Regions from separate parts of the Homo sapiens genome. Here region 2 is linked to region 1. A link is a loop called in an ENCODE intact Hi-C map of the cell type or tissue named here. Cell type or tissue: body of pancreas. All regions are shown on one strand. Links, peaks and the distances in the headings refer to the core of each region. The heading gives the core; the rest is flanking DNA. Region 1 overlaps PDK4 (pyruvate dehydrogenase kinase 4). Region 2 overlaps ASB4 (ankyrin repeat and SOCS box containing 4).

Region 1 (12,071 bases), core at 1,291-9,290:
TGTAAAAAACAGAGCACAGAGGAAGGGTATTTCAGGTAGGCATATTTCCAATGAGCAAAAAGAAACATGTTTGTTACATGTTTAGAAAATAGTATTCTGAATGGTTCAGTAATGGAAGATATAAATTGTAAGGTTGAAGTGCATAAAACTATAACTATCATATACATTTCAGATTCTTAGGCCCTGGGAAGCCAGTAAGGGATTTTGAGGTTGGCAGTAATATTATGAGAAGGCTGGTTTAGGAGAATGAATCTGGCATTATAGTGCAGGTAGACTGAAGAGAGATTGGAGGCAGGGTATTTAGTAAAGAATTACTAGAAAACTTACATTCAGAGACTTTAGAATTTGGCATGCCTTTCTTGTACAAGGCTCATTTAGGTAGAAGAGAAGATAGAAACTCAAAAAGGTAAAGAGAATTGCATGAGAACGTGATAAAATATTTTTGTTTTAAAGTTTATTTCTGTTTTTAATAATATATTTATAATTAAAAAATCATTATCTTTAAAAATGAACTTAAAAGAAAAAGATTGAATCAAGGGCAATTCTACCAAATATCTATGTATAACTCTATCTATCTGTCTATATTTGGGTAGAAACATAGTAAAGAACATAGCTATATGAAATGGATAAAAACTTGAGATTTTGCCATTCAATAGACTATTTGTCTTAGATATTAAAGTATCTTTTTACATTTATGGAAAACAGTATGCTAATAAATAATTTCTAGCTATATTGCATTATTTGACAACCAGTCATGTGTAATTTCCATTACATTAATGGTAGCAGTAAACATGAAAATGATGTCTCATGATTCGTTGATGAGCTTTATTATTTTGTTGCTGGATTTATTATTAAGACAGCTCACATCATTTTCACATCATTTAGTAGATTCAACATGTTTTCAAGGCTACTGACATTTCTGCTGGTTTTGAGTGGCTTTTAATGTTTATTTGCACTTGGGTAGGAACTGAAAAATGTCACCAAAAGACAGTTACTCATTTCCATTAAGGAGCCATGATGTATGGATGGTAATACGTTTTCATCTGAGTCCAAGGTAAACACAAAGAAAGAATACTCATAAAATCTGAAGCCCTGGCCCATTTGCTCAAGAAATTTCCTTATAAGTGATAACGTTAGCCATTATTTAATTTCTTGTGATATATGTAATAATTTCATAGCCAAAGGCCACCAAAGGAAAGTGACATTTAAACAAAAATGAGTTGCAGTTTAATTGGTTTGGAAACATATCTCAGAGTGTCTGCAATATTATAAAACTTATTGAATACGTCTTCCAGCATGAGATCTTATAAAATTTGATGTACTATTACTTAACACAGAGTTCCAACCTATCCTTAAATGCAGGGATACTGTTCTATGGCCAGAAGTTTATTCATGTGTTCATTTATGTATTTAGGCAGTGAATGTTTATTGAGTGCGTAAGTAACTGTGATGTAAGATAAAAAAGGGATAACTGTTAAAAAAAAAAAGACATCTGTGGATGGAATGCTAATGAAGATAGAACCCTACTGCTCTAGGTATTCATAGTAGGGCTTAGTGACTTCTTATATAGGCTCCTATGAAATTATAAAAGTCTCTTAATTCTTCCACCAGGACAGACCAAGATGTTCAGGAGATTTCACACACATTTTCAGTGTTGGTATACATCTAAATGTAAGTGCATCCCTGAAAGTATAGTAGGAGAATAAAGGAATTATCAAGATTGATGTCCAGGTTACTAGCTCACATGATCTCTTTCTCTTTCTTTGCACATGTATTGGTAGTTGAGATAAAACACTACTCCTAGCCAAATGTGGAATTTGAGAGAAATGGTCTAAAGATAGTTTTGGTGGAAATTCGGCCCACTTGACTGAAGTTGAAAATTAGTTTTCTTTGGAGTATACACATTGACTTGAGTCAAAAAGATACATGTGCAGACATGGAGAGTTGTAGGATTCAAAGTTTTACAGCTATTAAGAGAACACGAGCGAAGGTTCTCAGACTGTGGAGTGCACTAACTCCCTACTTCCCTGACAGCTTAGTCCAAGGAAACTGTACAGCTAGATCTTGTGCCTGTGTGCAGGTGTGCGCTCCTCTTAGCTGCACATGGTGCAGTGCTTCCTCAACAGAAGTGGAAGAAATGAAGGCAGTCAAGGGAATGGAGAGTCTCATTGTCAACCTCACTAAAGGTTTTTCAGTAAAATGTCAACCTTACTATAGATTTTTTAGGGTCTAATGCCTTAGGCTGATGGCATTTTTGACTCAAATATGATTATTTTGACAAGATTTATAATTTAGTTATGGCAAAGTCATTCCACTATTATCATTTAATTCTAATCTATTTTCCTCCTTCCCTTCCCTCCTTCCCACCCCAGCCCCCGATTTGTAGAACCTTGCCAGTAAGGTCATTAGGAAGGTGGGCAAAGGAAGTTGTCTATGATAAAGTAGGATTAAAATAGTAAAGAAAAGCACTAAAGAGAGCAAAGATAATACATACCACAATTTAACTTAGTAATCTCTATCCTATTTCCACCTTATTATTACTCTGACATTTAATCCAGAAGTCATTGGGAACCTAAGCTATCTAGATAATTATTTTGGTACTCCACTGTTTGTATGCAAACACAGACATAAAATGAAACTTTAAATTTCCAGAAATATGCAGAAACATATGCATTGCAAAAATGATTATTGAATACAAATTTGTAGGCAAACACACCATTGTACTGTGTTATTGTAACTCAAATTCTTAGTACCTTGAGGTAAATTGAGAAAAGAACTTTAAAACACAATGTCTTTTATCATCATAAAAAATATTTATTATAAAAAATTATCACATTTCTCTGTACATAGCATAAAGACAAAAACACAATGTATACATTAATAATTTAAGTGGGCCTGAGTATTCAGTATCCATCTACTAGAATCCTAAAGCTCTTCCCCAGATTTCACAAAGGCCAATGTAGATTATTTCTATTTTATCAAAGTTCATTTGCACAGTTGGTGTAATTGAGATACTAACATTTCTTTTTTCTAGTGTTTTAGAGATAGTTCACAGTATTTGAGTTAATTAATTAATCAACTGATTTAAATCTTTGGTAAATACAAGTATTTACATGTAAAAATGTTTAGCTCAAATTTCAGTAAAAAACTGAAATGACAAATAACCTACTGCAAACTGTTTTGTATAATCAGAAATGCATGAGCTGGACTCCCACCATTAAGAAATGTCACTGTCTAGGACTTCTGATGATAAAAACTGAAATCCACAAAAAAATAGTTGAGCTTCTATTACCATTACCAGAAGCACCACAACACTAGGCCACCATGAAATTACACACAAATGTCAAATTCAACATATAAACCATACTGATTATTTTACAATGCAGAAAAATCCTCCTTTTTTTCTATATGCCAGTTTAAATGTTAATTGACACGGGTAAGTTTATTATCTCAAAGCCTACTATCTTGTAAGAGTGAGAGGCATTTAAAGAATCCATACTGCTTTCAAAACACCAGTTCTTCCTCTTGCCAATGACATATCCCAGAAAATACAGATTTTTTTTGAAATAATTTGTGGGGAAAATAGAAAAATGCCTGCCTTCTGCTTCCCTCTCTTCCTATATCCTTTCTTTCCTTCCTGCCTTCTTTCATTTTTCCATTTCTTCTTCTCTAAGAGTAATCAGCGCAACTGGTCTGCCAACCTTCAAATTATACCTTAACTCTCCCAAAAATACCATATGCATTTCAGGTGTCATTCATTATCTCTCAGTCACAACAACTGACAAATGAAAGCATGCTGGCATGAGAATCTCTTACGTCCAGGCTATTTGCTTAAAATAATTACTCTAAAAGGTACTTAAATTCTAATGTTCTTGAGCCATTTGAGAATTAGTAATTTTTAAACAGACATATTAATGCTGGAGTGTAGAGAATATAATTAAATATATCAAAAATATATCTTTTAAGCCTAGAAAATGGATGCCTTTGGATTACCTTCATTTCAGGGTAGAGAAAAGCCCTTCCTACTGAATTAGGCTCTGAACATGTGATTTCTTTCCCTAACACTAGTTTTTCCAATCTACTAATTTATTTATAAACAAAGCAAAGTAAGAGATATTTTTGCTGTTACTTTGGCAATTCTCTCTCTCCAATCCCCAACATCCCGAGTTCAGTGCACATCTAACAATTCACTCAAGACTAGGCACCTGACAATAAGTGTTTACTTAGTGTGTAAAGTGAACAAGAAAAGCAGCATAATAAAGGAGCTGTGTTTTTATCAGAGGAGCCTTCCTTCTGAGTTTTTACATAAGTTGATGCCTTCACTGCAACTTTGAATACAATGCTTTGAATTTTGAAACACTTGAATAAAATGTTTGAATGCTTTGAATAAAATTCCTCCTCTTTCAGAGTAAACCTTATTTTAGTCACCAGCATTTCCTTCCATAGCACATAAATATGTTCAAAATGTACATTGACATATATTTGTAACCACATAGTGTAAACTAAGTTTTAATCCTTTGCATGGCAGGAAAATGCTGGTATTCTGACACCAATATCTTTTGATGTGAACAAGAGGCCTAAAATATCAGTCTTAGTGAAACTGCTAACCACCATCTTCACACTCACTCCCTTTCTTATTCTTATCAAAAACAGATGGAAAACTGAGGCTTATTTCTTCAGGATTTGATATAAACTCAGGAGTTATTCTACATTAAAAAATAAGGAGCTGGCCATCTGTTAACTCCTGTAGTCTTGCACTAAGTTCTCCTGGGTCACAGAAACAAGCTCCATTCCTCATTGGATCAGTGTTCTGATTAAGGAGTTTTCGTTGCTGTCGTTTGTTTTGGAGGAAACAAGGGTTCACACACAAACATTCAGGAAGCAGCACTGGTGTAGACCCACTTTGATCCCGTAAAGTGTCCTGAGTGTCCCTCTTCACATGGCCACTTCTTTTGCCAGGTTCTTTGGTTCCCTGCTTGGGATACACCAGTCATCAGCCTCAGAGCTCATCTGATAATGTTTGAAGGCTGACTTGTTAAAAACTGGAAGTTTTTCTATAGACTCAGAAGACAAAGCCTAAAAGAAAAGGGGGGAAAAACATGAGACCAAAGAAATTATGCATGGCATAATTTGCACTTGAAGTTATTACTCAAAATACATTCAGAGGTAAGTATCCAAACATTCAAATACATTCATTTAATTGACACAGTAATAAGAGCACACTGGTGCCTGCACTCAGTCTATGGCTCTTTCTTAATAGTTTGAAGACTTTTGCTCATTTAAGAAGTGAATACATTAACTATTTCAGATGGTGAAAAGGCCATTTGGCAAGTAATTCCAGTGCAAAAAATGGGAGCCTGAAAGTTTAATGTTTTAGTTGCTAATATCTATATTTTCAGTTGAAATAGTCAGCAAATGAACAGAATCAAGACAGTGATCTTAACAAAGAAATTGAGGCTTTACCAGAAACAGGAAAATATGCACCAAGGTTTTTTTTTTTTTTTTTTGAGACGGAGTCTAGCTCTGTTGCCCAAGCTGGAGTGCAGGGGCACGATCTCAGCTCACTGCAACCTCTGCCTCCCGGGTTCAAGCAATTCTCTTGCCTCAGCCTCCCAAGTAGCTGGGGTTACAGGCACCCGCCACCACACCCAGCTAATTTTTGTATTTTTAGTAGAGACGGGGTTTCACTGTGTTGGCCAGGCTGGTCTAGAACCACTGAACTTGTGATCCACCTGCCTCGGCCTCCCAAAGTGCTGGGATTACAAGCGTGAGCCACTGTGCCCAGCCAACATGCACCAAGTTTTTAAGTTCAAACAGTGAATGTCTGGCACCCCACTGACAGCTTTGGAACAGTCAGCTTTCCTTTCCCAGGATTTCTAACAAGGTCAGCTTAAGGACTTGAGTATCTTGATACCTGTTATTTTTTCAGGCTGGAACATTATTAGCATATATTTCCCACAAATCTAAGTAAAATAAAAGCACAGCTACTCTCATAGATGCCAAAAGGAGTTGCCTTAAAAAATTCACATGAACATGTCCTCATTCTGAAACTTTGGTAATGTATTAACCTTCTTAGGAAACAATTTTGCTTCACTTGAGGCAGGTAGTATGGCCCAGCTTCCTCTTTGGTAAGTTATCATATTAAATAATGTACACACACCCAGAAAGAGAAGAGAATGAATGACCTGTAGTCATTATTTGCATTAACTCAGTTTGGGGAATTCACTCCAGACCATAGCACTCAAGGCTATAAAAGGAGCAATGGTTTTAGAAACAGGATTTTGCTATTGAATTCAAGGGATACCTTTAAGTAGATGATAGCATCTGTTCCATATCCTGATAAAGAGTAGAGATTCAGATCTCCTTGAAAGTACTTTGCATACAGACGAGAAATTGGCAAGCCGTAACCAAAACCAGCCTAGAGAAGAGAGACGTTATCAGGTAAAGAAGTGTATGTGATCACTGAAATACAAACAAGCAGGAAATTACTGTCCTCACTGATACTAATGTCCTAGAACCTAAATAAATATCTTCTACTTCCAATCAGACATCCCTTGTTTCACCATTTTTAGCTTGCTTTATCATTCATTCTTATATCCTTCATGTCTAATTTTACTTAATTGATGAACTTGTCTAAATAATCCCTTGCAATCCTTGCTCTACATTTAGAACTAGGTGGCTGAGATTAATTTAGCCATATAATTGTTCTTACCAAAGGAGCATTCCGGGAATTATCCATCACAGGCGTTGGTGCAGTGGAGTATGTATAACTAAAGAGGCGGTCAATAATTCTCAGGGGAACACCACCTCCTCTGTCTGAAATCTAAAACAAACAAACAAGTCATCAAAGCCACACATTAAAAACAATGTGCATTTGTCTAAATAAAAATGGCTTTCCTTCATTTAAAAATCACCTGGCATATATGACTGTTATCTATTGCAAAAAGCAGACAGCTTTATTACTATTGACCCTATTTAATTCTCTCAAGAGACACCCAAAAGGAAAACAGAGAATGGTTACCTTAATGGTAAGGTCTTCTTTTCCCAAGACAACAATAACCTCTATTGGTGTAAGGGAAGGCTGATTTTCCTGGTGTTCAACTGTTGCCCGCATTGCATTCTAAAACAAAGCAAACCATAAGGAATTCAATGGCAGAGGAATGAGGGACAATAAATGTTTTTTTTTTTATGTTTAAAATAAAAGTAGCACAGAGGGTAATTCAAAGTTCCTATTTTTTTAAGTTAGTAGTAAAACAGCTTTGTAAATAGCCATTTATGAATGGGTCATGTAGGATGTATAATGAAAAATATTCATTTACTATGTAATATAGCTCCTGGGAGTAATGTCTAATGGAAACCAATTCTGCTAGCTGTCAAGTTCTTATTTGTAAGCTTAATTTAAATGTAGAAATTGGTTTTTATAGTCCATTTCCTAGCTCTCCCTTTTCTATCTTTCTATTACGTTTTACATCCAAGCACCAAAGACTACTATATAACAAATGAACAGTGAAATCATTGAACCAATTTATTGGCTTTCATAAAACTTGCTGTGAAAAGGTTGTTACTATTTAAAAGGACAGTCAATAATTCTAAATTGAATTTCAATTTGCATTTGATTATCATCTAACTTTTACCAATGATGGCAGAATAACTCTATGAGTTGTATCATTCAACTTAAAAATAAATCAAATCAATGAAAAAGTATCCTTTGTCCTTTAACACAGAACAAACTAAAAGATGTTTTCCGTCTATTGGCTGAATCTCATACAGATACAGTCTTGGTTTTCTTAACCCATTTTCCTTTCTCACCACCTGTCTACTTTCTGCTTTCTGGTTTTTAAATAATATTAAGTTCTAGTCATTAGCTGTAGTGAAATAAAGTAGATCAGATGTTTGTAGTACAGTCAGTACCTCACAGCAGTAACATTAGAATAAGTTAGGAAACAGGAAGTTCTGGAAAGAGTTATGTCAGAATTAGAGGCAGATTTGTCTTTTTTAGGCTTCCTTCTCTCCAATTCAGGGGACTCTTGGGAAGCATCAAAAAGCTTAAGGTGTTTTTCTATTTTTTGGTTTAAGTTCAATTTGATCTTAATTTAACTTAATCTTAGGACGCATGAAAGGATTTGATTCTTAGCACCTGGCTGCCTCAGACCAGTAACATCTGTATCCTTTGAGAGCTTGTTAGAAATGCACATTCTCAGACCTGAAGAATCAAAATCTCTGGGGTAGAGCCCAAGAATCTGTGTTTTAACATGCCCTGCAGGCGATTCTAATGCATATTACAGTTTGAGAAGCACAACTCTACAGGCCTGCTAGGCAAAGTGTGCATTGTGGACCAGCAGCATCACCCCTTAGCTTATTCAAAATTGAGAATCTCAGGCCCCACTCTAGACTTCCTGAATCAAAATTTTCACTTTAACTAAGTCCCCAGGTGATTCATATGCACTTTAAAGTAGATGATTGAAGGAACTACTGACTGTGCTCTTAGCACATTCTGGACTCTGAATGGAGCCATACCACCTACAGGAATTCTGGACCTGAACTGCTGAGTTAGGAGTAGGACCAGCCTGTGGGGGTGGAGGTAACAAGGCCTCATTCACTGAAACATTCACCCCATGACCTCTCTTAATGAATGAATAAATGACTAGTTCTTTAATGGGCACCTGAAAAAATAATAAGAACTTCCTCTTGGCTGTAAAGCATTGATACATCATGAATTGTATGATGCATTCTCAAATATGTGTTGATGCTACAATGAGCTACATGTACTTTGTCAAACATTGACTGTATAGTTTCTTTCTCTTAGGAGGACTAGAAGCATTCTTGGGAAAAGATATTGAGGCTTCTGTTTTGTGGCGAATAATAAAGGAGATAAAAATATAACTGTTAAACCTTTTTAAAAGGTAAAATTTCAATTATTGTGAAGTATCATACCTTAAATAGTTCAAAGAGCATATGATGGAGGTGAGAAGGAACATACACGATGTGAATTGGTTGGTCTGGAAATTTTCCTAGAAAAATAAAATTCATTAAGAATTTGTAAACAAATACTTCACTAAAATAAACCACCACATTCATGTGATTAACATTTTAGACTTCAAGAGGGTTGGCATATTCTCTACCTTCCCCATCCCCAAATCCTGCCCTAGAAACTTACCACTTAAACAGTAAATATTACTGGCTTATATTCAAAATGTTGTTGTAGTTGCTACATAATGCTCTTTTGTTAATTGTTTTTTTTTTGTAGAGATAGGGTCTTACTATGTTGTCCAGGCTAGTCTTAAACTCCTGGCCTCAAGCGATCCTCCAGCCTTAGCCTCCCAAACTGCTGGGATGATAGGCATGAACCACCTTGCTCCATATGATTAATTTTTGTATTTCTCCACAAATGTGTGAAGTTGGGTAAGTGTGGAAGAACAGTGCTATAAATTAGATTTTGTGGATTATTTCTATTTTCAACATTTTTGTACTGCACAATTTCAGAGTCAAAATTTTATGTATTTTAAGACAGAAGGGAGAAAACTGTGCTTATAGCATAATATTGAAATTAATGCTAACTATAATTTTCATATTTTTAATATTTAGTAAAATAACACACCTGATTTTTCTTGTTTTTTGTATCACCCAAACATTAAATCTTATATGTTAAATATGCTAAAATTTTACCAAGAGGATAAAGGAAACAGACAAACAAAAACCTCTTAATGCTTTTTGGAAAGAAAAATAAAAAGTAAAATAAAATTAGAAAGAAAAGAAAAATAAAAGTATTATTCTTCAGCGTTCCAGGCCTTGGCAAAGTTCGAATCAGAAAACACAAGGTCTGGCACAATCCCCTCTTTATTTTGTCCAACAGTTGGAGCAGTTTATCTACAAGTATTATGCAACAACCCTGTTTATGCTCAGAGATACGTTCCATTCTTTATTTGCTCTTCTACTTTTGGTATTTATTTACATTTGCTTGTCCCTAATCTGTTAGGCTACTCTTTGAGCAACTTGATTTTAACTGTCACCATAAACAAAAACTGTTCCTGTATAAATATTACTTGAGAAAGATGTTTACTTTAAATAGAAAAGAGAAGGTAATTCCAATTTAAGTATACTGTTTTGTTTTAAGATGCAACTATTTACCAGAACAGAATGGGAAGGGGTGAAAATAGTGCCTTTCGTTCATCATGTAGTCACTTCAGTCATTCAGACAGTATGGGAAGACCTTGTCAGAATTGAAATTTTGTTTGTTTGTTTGTTTGTCTGAGACAGGGTCTCACTCTGTCACTTGGGCTGGAGTGCAGTGGGACAATCATGGCTCACTGCAGCCTTGACTTCCTGGTCTCAAGTGATCATCTCACCTCAGCCTCCTGAGCAGCTGGGACTACACGTGTGTGCCACCATGCCTGGCTAATTTTTATTTTTTGTAGAGACAGTGTCTCCCTTTATTGCCCAGGCTGGTCTTGAACTCCTGGGCTCAGGCAAACCTCCCACCTCAGCCTCTCAAAATGCTGGGATTACAGGTGTATGCCACTGAACCCAGCTGAGCTGAAGATTTTTGAAGTATGTTCTGCTTCCAAAACAGTAGTATAAAACAATAGTGCAATTTTTTTTGTATTGGGGTGGAGACATTTAACATGAGATCTACCCTTTTAACAAAATGTTAAGTGTACAATACAATATCCTTAACTATAAGCACTATGTTGAACAGCAGAACTCTAGGATTTATTCATGTTGCATAACTGAAACTTCGTTATCTGTTGGATAGCAACTCCCCATTTTCCCCTTCCTCACAGCCTCTGACAACTACCATTCTACTCTGCTTCTGTGAGTGTGACCATTTTATACATCTCATATAAGTGGAATCATGCATCTGTCACTGGCTTATTTCTTATAGTGAAATTTAAAGTATTTTTGTCTCCAGGTCTTATGGGTAACCTCTTTAAGAGGATATTTCCACTGCTATATCCTCCCTACTTCTGGTCTCTTTATCCCTCATATTCTATAGGAAGTAATCTTTCTTTGATCTAAGATATTGGAATATAGTTGCTACTTTAATCCCATATTATTTGTTCAAAACATTCTTCTTTATGAATCCTCATTAGCAACTGAATAGGCAGAATTGGAGCCTTCCAGTTGAGATAGTTAAAGAGAACCTTGTCTTCAAAAAAAATGTGTACAAACTTTAGGCAAGAGAAAAAATGAACACAGAAGTTGCTTTATATTTACAAAAAGCAATAATATTAGGAGAACACAGAATTTTCCACAGGTTAAAATATATTTTACTTATAACTTACCATTCACTTGTGTAAGCTTTAATTCTGGAGATGATAAATAATACTGATCACAGAGCATCCTTGAACACTCAAAGGCATCTGGAATAGAAGTTGTTTTTTATAACAATGAAATGAGTTTATGCCAAGTACAGTTCTCAAATAATCTTCAGTGTCTGTATTACCCTAATCTAAAATATTCACTAAGGTACAGGTTTATGTATATAAAAATATATTTTAATATTTTATTGAAGAAAAATTAAGACAGTGTTTGCATTGCAGTTTTAGCAATATGTGCACTTCAGAGACTAAATACAACATATAAAATATGGCATGTTAGTCACTTATATTTGGATTTTTAAATAATATTTTAGAGGAATGTTTATACTACTGACTCTCAAAAGCAAAGGACCTTGAAGATAACATTTATAAAATAAATGGAACACTCTGTGAATATAAATTCATTCACAGAGTCACCTCAATTATAGATATGTCAATCATATATTGTACATTTTCAATAAGGGAAGTGCAGAAATACAGAACATACCTTGGACCACTGCTACCACATCACAGTTAGGATCAATGCTTCCAATGTGGCTTGGGTTTCCTGTCTGTGAGTCACTAAATATAAGAACTGTTGAAAAATAAAAACAAAAAAAAATTGTTATAAAATTCAGGATAATGATTAGTACTATCACTGAGAATGTGACCCGCTGATTAGTGAGACATCTAGTTATAGTATGGCTTATATTCTACACCCATGTCTATATACCATGATCATGATGAGCTAACTTACTGTGCTGGTTCATCAGC
Region 2 (12,071 bases), core at 2,717-10,716, 48 kb before region 1:
ATACACATCTCTCTCTTTGTTTACTTCCATCTTTTTTTCTTACCTACATCTTGCTAAGGGCTGGTCATTCTTCATGACGTTAGCTCTAGAAGACAAAAACATCTACCTCTGTAATACAGCTCACTTCACAAAGCATAATTTTCTGCATATTGTCGTTCAAAGACTACTTTCCCTCCAGCGAAAAGGATGGACAGGGACACAGGGCATGAAGGTGCCAGAGAAACATACTCTATCACTTTATCCATGAATAGTAATAGCCTTCTTGTAAGGCTGTTTTGATAATTAAATGAGATAGCATTTGAGAAGTGGTTAGCACGGTGCCATGGGCATGGTAACCATTAAACAAATGATGGCTATGACTATTACTATTCTTAAACATGTGTTGAGCAGGAGAATTGGTGCTCCTGGGCCTGCTTTACTATAGCAGTCTTCCCATCCAGGAGAGACAGTATGTGTGTGAGTCCCTGCCCAGAGACTAAATGTTGACTTGTATTCTGAAACTTGCTGTGGAATCTAGTAGTGGCATTCAACCCTAGTGTTCACTTTTCTCCTCCTCTCAACATGTGCTCTTGGTCCAGCATAAGCATCTCCCCTGCTGGCTTTTCTTGGTAGCTCCACCAGCCTGTAAAGTAGGCATACAATTTTGTGTTCCAACCAACTTTGTCCATGGTTAGCATTTTCTTATTCAGTTGTTTTGCTCCTTTGAGTTCCTTTAGTTTGGCTGTATGCTAAAGACATTTAGGATAGAGTTGGCTACTGGTAGATGGCTGGTATTACAAACATTTTTGTTGCTACTCAACAGACTGTGTAGGAGAGCTGGCCCCCCTCCAAAGGAAAAGTAAAGAAAAACTATTCAATTTACTATGCAGATGCTTCAAAGTGATTTAGAACAACTACTCCACAGCCCGACTTTCCAAAGAGAAAGTCATCTTTACGACAAGTAAGTGACTGACTCATTTATCCAGAAGATAAAGTGATTCGTTCTTGTGTGGATGGGGAATTCAGTTTCCTTATTTACAAGGAACAAGGTCAGAGCTGAAGATGTTTTCTTCCAAATACAAAGCCAATTTGTAGAGGGTGTATTTCACTGAAAGCCAATGTGTAAATTACATAAGCGGGGGAAAAAAGAATTATAGGGTCTGCAATTGCTTTCCAGGGTACAAAAGGACATTTGATTTTTTTTTCTCCCAGCGTAATTCAGAAGAAAGTGACACCCCAGGGAGCCAAGATTGGGTTTTCTTGTAGGGCAAGAAAGACATTTTTCTAGAGGAGGAAAAGGTAACACGAGGGTCTGGGAGAGGTAAGGATGATTTCTGCCATTGAACAATGCTGTATATGAAGGTAGGCAGTTCTCTTTGATCATTAAGTACCTTTCTGAACACATATATATCAATATAAAAGAGTGGAAGTAGCTTGAGAATGTTTCTGCTGAAGTGGCTTACAGATGATGTTTGGATGAGAAGAGAGGCAGGAAGACTTACCTTGAATCTCTTTTTTAAGAGATTGTGTATTAATCCATGCTTTTGGGGGTTGGATGGTGAGATGAGGTGTCTAAATCTCTCTTCAGTAGTCACCACAGTAGAAATAACTTTTTTGTCTAATTGTTCCTCCATGAAGGGAGAATAAGAGATGCCAGAGACTCATCAAGGTGAGCTTACTGAACATCTTCTGTTTTCTGGGCTGGCAAGGTCAAAAGGAGGCTGTGGTTTCTCCCTTTGGGGTCCACATCAGTCTGCTGTCTCATGTTTCCTTTGTCTTATGTTTTCATGAGGAAAATGCTGCTAAAATAAAACTCCCACTAATCTCTGTCCCTAACCTTCTCACTTCACTTAACAGATTGATGAGTTGGGAGGAGGAATTGACTTAGCTTGCTCAACCTTGGGTCTAGAGGATCCTTGAATTCTTTGTTCATTTATGTGGCAGGCTTCCAGTAATAAACTCTGTCTGCCAGGGAGAGGCCTGCAATTTTAGGGTATAAATTCAGTTTGGGGGTAGAATGTTAGAAGCTGTGTATGGCCCCCTAACTAAACATATGTAATCTATTTTATCAGTAGTAAAGATGATATTCTGATCTCTGATTGTCATCTTCATTTCATTTTTTAATAGGTCCTACACTAAAAAGGGAAAATTACTTATTGGGCTTCTAACACTCTTCGTGCTGTGACACCAAGGGTCTTAAAGATGAGGACAGGGCAGCCCTAGCTACAACTTTTCGTTTATCCTTTATTTATCCCCCACAATCTGTTCCTTACCTGTTTCAGTCCACCCAACTCCCAGTGACTTGACCTTCTAATTCAATCTGCTGGTATTTAATCTGTCTTCATCTCTTGATCTTCATGACCCCCTTGATAATCTCACTTTGAATGCTTTCTTCATTTGGTATCTTTCACTCTGACATGTCTGGTGTTTTTTTGACTTTGGAGTCATGCAGACTTGAGTTTAAATCCTGACTCTACCATTTCCTAGCTAAAAGACCCAGAGGTTAAATTTTCTCAGCCTTTGGTCTTAAATCTCTGAAATGGGGATGAATATAGGACCAACCTCATAGGATTGTTCAACGGCTGAGCAAGTTAAAGTATATGAAGATTTAACACAGTCCCTTGCACATAGTAAGTCCTCGAAAAATGGTAGCTATTATTTTCCCTTCTTCCTCTCTCGTGCCTATTAGGATTTCTGAAGCTGTAGGTAATGATCCTCTATCTTTTCCATTTATACCCATTTAGACTGTCACTGAACTTCATGGCTTCTGCCAGCACATACTTTGATGACACATAATAACTCCATCTTAGCTTTCTAATGGGGAGCATCTATTGTGTACATTTTTTGCTGACATGAATGGCTGGGCGCGGTGGCTTACACCTGTAATCCCAGCACTTTCAGATGCCTAGGCGGGCGGATTACTGGAGGTCATAAATTCAACACCAGCCTTACCAACATGGTGAAACCTCGTCTCTGCTAAAAATGCAAAAATTAGTCAGGAGTTGTGGCATGATTTGTAATCCCAGCTACTTGGGAGGTGAGGCAGGAGAATCGCTTGAACCCAGGAGGTGGAGGTTGCAGTGAGCTGAGATTGCACCATTGCACTCCAGCCTGGGCTAAAAACGTAAAACTCCATTAAAAAAAAAAAAGATGAACTATCCTCCTCCTCATTATCTGTCCATCCCAGATTAGTATGTTCCTTATTTCTGTCAATCAGTGGCAACTCTTGTTTGTCCTCTATCTCTGGCTTCCAAGTTGTATTCTTTCTTCCTCCTATCTGATTAGTATTAAGCCCTATACTTGTTTCTTCTCCCAGCTTCAGCCACCCCTCCTTCCCAGCACTAGCCCTGACACCAGCCTGGGAGCCGGTTGGTGCACTTCCCATTAGCCTCCCCTCCACTCTCTGCCCTCGATGCACTTGTCTTCTCCTCTGTGGGTTGCTGATGGTGCTCAAGGATCACCTGATGATCTTTATGTTAGTCTTTTATTATTTACTGACTTATATTGCTCTCTAACTCTTTGAAATTATTTGTGTCTTTTCTCTTCAACTAGGTTGTAAACTGCTTAAAGACAAAAAACAGGTCATAAATCTCCCAGAATTACTGTCATAGTACTAAACCCAGTGCTCAATAAAGGCTTCTTAATGGAATGGATAGGTTGAATATCATCCCTTCTCGTTAAGAGTGTATAATAGCCTCTTCTTGCCTGTCAAGTCAATCCCAAGCTCTTCAGGCTGACTTCCAGATGTGCTGCCAGCTGGCTTCATCTTACCAGCTCTGACCTTTAGCCCTGCCCTGACTCCATCCAGGTTGGCCTCTTTACTGTCAACACACACAGACACACTCACTCACACACACACACATGCACATGCACACACATGCGCACACTCTTACTTAGTTGGATATTAAGATCATAACCTTTCTGTCTCTGTTTTATCTGTGATCCCAAGACATTAGGTCTTTACCACCCTACACTGAAAAAGGCAATGCTAGACCACCTATGAGGAAGGTTGTCGAGCAACACATTTCCCTATGGAGAGAAAGTCGGTTTTGTGATCTTTTGCTCAACAGTAATAGGTTGAGGTTGATACGGTCTGGGAAATTAGGAAGAAATGTCTTTGGAGAAAGTTGTTTAAGTGCAGAGGCATGCCTCTCTTCTAATGCCTCACCTAACACCAAGTGAAAGGGGCTTTAGGAGGACCCCCTCAGAAAGGTTGATTTATGTTCTCCGAAGTTTCATGGGAAAAATGGAACTGATACGAAACTCATGATGAACAAATTTAGAAGAGCAGATCTGTGGCTGGAGCTGCTTGTTGGGTGGCAATGGAAAGAAAGATGATTAAACTGGGAGTCAGGAATGCCTTTTACTGGCCACACCAAAAGTTGGTTAAGTGTATAAACATCCATGTAGTTTAATCTAAATGTTAAAGCTAAATCTTTCTATCTCCTGAAGGAGATTCTGGCCATCTTGACTAAGCTTTCAAGTATTTTTGGTTGGTTAATAAACTATTAAACAGAGTGTGCTAAGAGCTAACTGAATTTCATGTCATCTTTCATTTGTTAATGAAAGGTAAAATACCAATAAGTGTGGTTTAGTACATGACACCAGCCCTCTGCAGGCATTGGACTGGGAAGATAACTTGGCTCAACTTGCATGTTACTCTGTAGTTTACTTTACCTCGTGGTCACCAGTGAATCTAAGTTGATTGACTAACATTGAATTTTTTGATAAAATGTTCTGTAGAGCTGGAAGAGTTTCCCAGGCAGCTGGGAATGTATTCTGTGTCCAGTCTGTCTCTAAATTGCTTCAATTATGTACAAAGGCAAAGTAATTCTTCAATTCTCATCTTCTTTGTTAGTGCCTCTTTTTCACTTGCTCGTGGAAGGTGAAAGAAATTGGTTTGATTTTATTAATCTATCTATTTGCCATGGTGGCAGTGTACTGGAATACTCAAAGGCGTGAGACTTCTGAAAATCGTTTTAGCATTCCAGGGAGCTTAATAGGTCTGTGGGTTCTGGTTTTTTTTTTACAGATAGGGTCTTGATGTGTTGCCCAAGATAGCTTTGAACTCTTGGGCTCAAGCAATCCTCCTGCCTCAGTCTCCCAAGTAGCTGGGATTACAGGCACATGCTACCATGCCCACTGGTCTGTGAATTCTTGATGTCTCTGTGAGCAGAATGAATGAACCATATATGTGCATCAAACAGATGAAACTCTGTGCTTCCTCTGCAGGTGATACAGGCCTGCCATTCTTGTCCTAAAGCAATTGAAGTTGTAGTCAATGCCTATGAACACATCAGATGGAACACAAAGTGGAGAAGAGCTATCCCCGATGATGACTTGGAGGTAAATAATCGATTCCCTTCTAATAGTTTTCACTATCAAGTACTTCCAGACTGCTCTAGAAGTACAGAAAATTGTAACAAAAAAGTTGGTTTTGAGAATGCCTTTAAAGCGTACTCAAATGCAATGAGACAAAGGGTTATAAAATGCAGGTTTGAGAGTTAATATTTCCATCAAATATGTGGCATTAAGGAGTGTCTTGGGGAATTCCTCCATTTAAGGGCAAGTTGAATTAAGTATATAAAGGTGGCAGTTTTCCTTTCTTCTCATTAATTTAGATGAGTTAAATGATAACATTTGGAATTGCTTATATAGCATTTTTACCAGAATATTAAAGCGTTTTGTGTAGATTATTTCATTTACTTTTAAATATCATGAAGTGACTATTAGGCAGGAAAGAGTTTTAAAAACCCTGTCTTGGGTCCTACAGAAAACCATTGGCAGAGTCAAGTTCTCACTTGCAGACTTTCAGACTTTGCTACCAATGTATACCAGTCCTTCCCACTGAACACCCTTGGTTCTTGGTTTTAGATGTCAAAGTCTGTCTGTAACACATGGAGAGGTATCAGGCACAGGGTGCAAAGTTCACTGGGCTTGGAGGTCTGTGGCTTAGGTGTAATCTTATTCTGCTACTTATTGGCTGTGTTACTTTTAAAAGTCACCTAACTTGAGTGAGCTGCATTAATCCTTCACTTCCATTAAATATCTGAATATATGCATCACACCAAGCACATAATGTGTTTAAAATTGCTATTTTGGTTTAGATTCATCCAGGCACTTCACACTTGCATATTTTATCTTATCTCCTGGGTTCTGAATTGTAGAATGTTATTTCCCCTCCCCTTTCCTTGTATACCACCGCCTCACTGCTCCCATTTCAATATTGCGTTTAATTTTTGCCTCACCAATAGAGACCCTAGGAAGCTGCCATTACGTATAGAGGTTAGTTGCAGCATTGCTGATTTTTATTGATGTAAACTGTGGGGCCTTGCTAACTTTAATTTGTCTTGCCTTCCTTTTCAGAAATACTGGGATTTTTACCACTCTCTCTTTACTGTGTGCTGTAACTCTCCAAGGACTCTCATGCACTTATCGAGATGTGCCATTAGAAGAACATTACACAACAGATGCCATAGAGCAATTCCTTTGCTTTCCCTCCCATTGTCATTGAAAAAGTACTTGCTTTTAGAGCCAGAGGGAATTATTTATTAAGCCTTATGAGACAGCAGTTCCCAATCCTAGGTATTTAAGTGGACTTGCTGGGTAGACACAGTTTGCCTAAATAAAATGGTACTTGGGTTGATTATAACACTTCAGGGATTTCAAAACACTTTACAAACACTGCCATTAATCCTAGAATATCATGGTATGGGGAAATAAAGAAGAAGTAAAGTTAAGGAATTTTCAAAGACAAGGATGTATTCAGAATGTACTGATAGAACAGTAATAACTAATATGTATAGTGTTCTTACTAAGTACCTGAAATATTTTTGTAAAACTTCTTATATCTTATCTCATCTGAAATGGGACCCAGGTTTTCTTCCAACCAATATAATTCTGTGCCTTATCAGTAATATGTTTACATTCTCATTCAAATGGCCATATAGCAGGCTTTGCAATTGGCCTCTTAAACTTGGTGTTTTCCCCCATTACCCCTTAGCAGTAATTACTGTCACTAGTTTTGCAAACTCCTACTCCCCAAACCAAGCTACTCAAGTTTATTTCAGTGATGAAGGCATATGAGCATAGTCAAAACAAGGAGATCTTGGAGTCAAATTAGAAATGAGAAAGAAACATCAGTCCAGTTAATAGTCAAGAATGGACATTTGAACCAGACATCACTGAGCCAGAGACTGGAGATGCAAAGATGAGTCCCATGTGACTCCTGCCTTCCAGGATCTCACCATTTAGCAGAGGATCCAGACATACACACAGCTAACTGCAATATAAAGTGATGGGGCAAGAGTACAGGTGCAGACTCACTTTTAATGCTTATCTTTCAAAGTTGTGTTTCTGACATGAAGTGTGATTTTTCTTTTAAGCATGAAGTTAAAGAGTGAAGGGGTTATGTAAAGTAGAGGGATCTCCTGCTCTTGTTAGGGTATTTTTAAGGTTTTTTCTAGATAGTGTGTCTTTTTGGTATGGTTTCTTGGTTAGTATTAATACTTTCCCAGACTCCTTGAGAAAAATATTGCACACTCAATGGCTCCAGTGCATGTGACAAGGAAGCATAGGAAAATGGGGGAAAGAAAGTGTGTGAGGGGACCTAGTTGATTACTTCGGTCTTTTTATGTAGCAGACTGACATTTCATAGCATTGTAGCTAAGAGATAAGGAGCACTTTGCTAGTGACAGTGGGCTACGAAAAGTAAATAGAGAGACTTTTTGAAAATGGTAAAAGTTTGAGAAACTTGGGAAGATTAGTGTGTTAATCAGGCTTGCTAGTTAGTGGATTGCAGAAAGAAAAATGTAGGTGATTAAGCTCTGGGCCTTGTGGTTTATGAGGTCAATTTTGCTTCACTTTTTTTTTTGTTCTTGCTATAATCACTTTTAGATAAGCTCATTGCTCTTAGCATCATTTTTTAGAGGTTAAAGCAGAAGTAAATTGCAAACAAATCTGTCAGTTGTGAGCAGATTTCTTTTATGTGTGTGGTTCTCCATCATATTTAACTTTGGATGCTGGAGTGTTGAATAGAGATGATGTCAGATATTCCAATAGGCTATCATTTAATGTTAACTGGCAATCACCTAACTGGTTAATCTCAGTTGAGACTGTGCTTCTGAACTGGGATTGTCTTACTCCCAGGGCTGTGTAAGAAAAGTCATAGGTGGATACAATAATCTCTTTTAAGTATCAGTTTTACTCAGATATTTTGGTGGAGATATTTTGTACTAAAACAAGATCTATATCATGGAATAGAATGCTGAATTTGTATGAATTATTCACATAAAGCTTGATCTTTCAAAAAATAGTTTGCTTGCAGCAAGTGGTATTAGAACACATCCTAAAACAGAATGAAATGATGTCTTTTGCAGCAACTTGGATGGAGCTGGAGGCCATTATTCTAAGTGAAGTAACTCAGGAATGGAAAGTGAAATACCATATGTTCTCACTTATAAGTGGGAGCTAAGCAATGAGGATGCAAAGACATCCAGAGTGATATAATGGACTATGGGGACTTGCAAGGGGAAGCTTGAGAGTGGGGTGAGGGATAAAAGACTACATATTGGGTACAGTGTACACTGCTCCAGTGATGGGTGCACTAAAATCTCAAAATTCACCACTAAAGAATGTATCCATGTAACCAAAAACCACCTGTACCCCCAAAACTATTGAAATCTTAAAATAGTAATAATTAACAAAGTAAAACAAGATCACACCCTGGAACAATTGGAGGATTGCTTGCTGCCCTGCATCTTAAGGCGTATTCTAGCAGCAAAGCTTGTGATGCACTGACTTGGGGCAAGTAAAACTGATGCTGAGGACAAAGGGAGAAGATGTTCCTCGCCCAGGGAAATGAAAACTTTTCTTATTCACCTTGCTTGTGCTTAAACACTTATGTTCATCTAGTGTAGAATACATGGCTACTTGTTTGTAATTTTTTTATTGGTGGAATTAAAGTAATTTTTCCTTATCTTTGAACTTTTATTTAGAGAACTTAAATAAAGCTCTTCTGTCTCCTTTCATCTTTGTGTTTACTTACCAATAAGACTCTTTTTCCTAACCCCGCTTTGACTTTTCAGCAATGACACTGAAGAACTCTACACATTTCATTGCTTTTATCAACAGTTAAAAAGAAAAAGAGAATCAGGGATTGTGCCTGTAAATAAATAATGTTTTCAAAAGAAAGTAAAGGGTAACTGTGGCCAAAACACAAATACAATGCAGCCTCTTGCTGTAAGAACAAGTGTGTTTTAATAGTAGTAAAGAAATTGTACTGAATCATTCTCCTCTGCCTCTCACCATCTCTGTCCTCCTGGGGTTTTTCATTTTCCTTCATTCTCACTGTCCACTAAACCCTGGGCAAAGCAACAGAGGAAATTACATCCTCATGACGCCTTTGTTACTTTCTTAGAAAACTTTCTGTAAATAGGATCTACTGTCTTGAAGAAAAAAACAATCTCTCTTCTGAAACTTACATGAGAGGAAGAATCTTAGATATGAGGGAAAGATCACCTATCTTGTTTTCTCTCCTTCTTAGGAACTAGACACACTTGTGTTCTATTTTTTAATCATCGAGTGTTATGTCTCTACTTTGTCCTTCCATTCTAAACCCAGTGGGTTCTGATAAAAACACAGTAGTCGAACGATGATTGTAGGGATAAGAAAAGTAACAAACCATTTGCAGTGGGTTATCAATGTTGGAAAAGACAGCTGAGTCTTACGTTTTTATTACTCATCTGATTGTTTGTGAAGAACTTACAAAGTTCTAAGTTGGTACACTTTCCAAACTTTTACAAATGAATTCAACTATTCACCCATTTTCTTTGAAACACAAACACCACAGCTAGTATCTGGAAGGAATTCCTGTTACTTTCTTTAGGAGGATAAAGTAGATGCATTACAGTTAGGTGTTTGGAGGTTTGGCTCTGATGCTCTCTGTCTGGGTCCCCTCTTTATCTGACTCATAATATAGGGAAAATGACACACCTGCTCCAGGCCTCAGTTTTTTCATTTGTAAAATGAGAATAGTCACGGTGCCTACTTCATAGGACTTTTATAGGATTGTTTTGAGGGTTAAGTTATTAACAGATTAAAACATGTAGAGCAGACCATGACACTCAGTAGCATTTTATTGGTATTAATGTCCTTGCTTTTGTCATAATCATTATATTGTAGAGATAGGCTCCCACCAGTGGAGTAGTATATCCTTAGAGTGAATCTGTAGCTGCAGGTGATACATTGTAGATTTCTATTCACTTTGGGAACTGTTGGGTGAGCTTGTACTGTGTCAGGACTTTGATGACAGCTGGGAATCCACGGGGGAACAAGACAAACCAGGTCCCTGACCTTCCTGGGCTTTTTTGAGATAGGGAGTAGGGATAGAAATTCTCCACTGAGTGGGGGATTAGTAAACATGCCAACCAATTAATTTTTGCATCTTTGTATTTTTGTAAGTAGTAAAATAGACGCAATGATCTATTTTACTATGGAAAAATTTAGTCACTTGAAAATGTATCATATACGGAGCTGATTTCGCAGCTGTTTCCATCTTCAGTGGGGGAAAGAGAAGGAGGAGATGAATTTTGTAGCAGGACATAGATTAGCAATGAGATCCCTAGCAGGGAGGGTCATTGGGTATCAGAATGAATGAGCAGAGGGTAGAATAATTTCATTCATTTATTTTTTGACATGCAAGAATTTATTCTCTTAGCTGGGTATGGTGGCACATGCCTGTAGTCCCAGCTCCTCCGGAGGCTGAGGCAGGAAAATCACTTGAGCCCACGAGTTCAAGTTTACAGTGACCTATGATCACACCACTGTATTCCAACCTGGGCAACAGAGTGAGACCTTGACTGTAAAAAAACAAAAAAAACAAAAAAAAAACCCAAAAACTTTATTCGGTATTACTACCTGTGTAGTTCTCTGATAAATGTGGGAAGAAGAAGAGGAGTGTTGTTATCAAGTCACTTTAAGATTCATTTTTAGTAGCTCAAGGTTTTGGTTTATTTGTTTTTATTTAGAAATAAGGATAAAAACTACACAGTTTTTTAAAAAAATTAGATGCTGTCTAACTGAGCCATTTGGTTCATCAGAAAGGATTTTCAAAACCTACATTTCAGTGATAAGTTGCTTTGTTCATGTTTGATCATATCTGCCATCAATGAAAAACAATGTATGCAAAAACATCCCCCAAAAGTGGTTTTTTTTTTTGTTGTTGTTTGTTTGTTTCTTTGTTTTGAGACAGAGTCTTGCTCTGTTACCCAAGCTGGAGTGCCATGGCACGATCTCGGCTCATTGCAATCTCCACCTCCCAGGTTCAAGCGATTTTCCTGCCTCAGCCTCCCAAGTAGCTGGGACTACAGGTGCCTGCCACCATGCCTGGCTAATTTTTGTATTTTTAGTAGAGGCAGGGTTTCACCATGTTGGCCAGGATGGTCTCGAACTCCTGACCTCAAATGATCCACCCACCTTGGCCTCCCAAAGTGCTGGGATTACAGGTGTGAGCCACCGCGCCTGGCCAGCAGTTGTTGTTAAAAAAGCGACACTAAGTCGTTTAAGTGAACTTAAATTTCTTCTTTACTAATTGGTTTTCTGTTTTCTCAGAAAGAGCTATGTCTCAATGATATTGGATAACCACTCTGCAAATATATGCTGAATCCAGTTATGGAAATAAAATAGCCACCTTGTATTTCTTAAAGACAGCCTGGATTAGTTTTCAGTGCTCACTAAGCAGAGAAAAATGGACAAAACAGCTATCATGCTGGGGTGTGTAAGGCAGCCTCAGATGTAGAAGGTAGGTACTGAGGTCCTTCTCAAGATCCAGGAGCCAAGACACACCTGCTGAGAGGTACAAAGGCAAACATTCACTCCTTGTCCTGTTCCAGATGTGGTGGAAGCTGAAAGTCAGTATTTGACTGACAAGTGGTGGGAACCAATATAGATTACGAATAATTTGATTCAGGAAGCAAGACATACAAAATGAGCTGCCCATTCTCTAAACAAGGATCCTCTCTCTACCCTGCTCTGGGTCTTGGCAGAATGACTTTCACAGACTGTATCAACTGACTCCCTGTCGCCTGGCTTCC

Evidence for each region. A loop is a pair of places that touch in the nucleus more often than their neighbours do. Peaks named below come from ENCODE experiments on the same cell type or tissue, not always from the same donor. Only the 100,000 strongest peaks of a DNase experiment are listed, where the experiment ranks them.
Region 2: it touches region 1 in a loop (2.3-fold over the local background); 42 of 110 quality-filtered maps call a loop at or near these places.

Annotation. Positions count from the first base shown.
Region 1 is chr7:95,580,706-95,592,776 of GRCh38, forward strand. PDK4 (pyruvate dehydrogenase kinase 4) reads right to left here. Exons shown (of 11, transcript NM_002612.4): 4 at 12,055-12,071; 5 at 11,806-11,892; 6 at 11,283-11,360; 7 at 8,935-9,011; 8 at 7,022-7,120; 9 at 6,713-6,823; 10 at 6,305-6,418; 11 at 2,794-5,076. The coding sequence ends at 4,936. Among named protein-coding and RNA genes, the nearest start is that of PDK4, 9.8 kb to the right of the region's middle. In body of pancreas, for the core only: no CTCF peak of the experiment used is centred there; no DNase peak of the experiment used is centred there; H3K27ac peaks cover 3,653 bases.
Region 2 is chr7:95,531,226-95,543,296 of GRCh38, forward strand. It overlaps ASB4 (ankyrin repeat and SOCS box containing 4), which reads left to right. Exons shown (of 5, transcript NM_016116.3): 4 at 5,212-5,325; 5 at 6,346-9,008. The coding sequence ends at 6,534. Among named protein-coding and RNA genes, the nearest start is that of ASB4, 51 kb to the left of the region's middle. In body of pancreas, for the core only: no CTCF peak of the experiment used is centred there; a DNase peak (open chromatin) is centred at 5,896.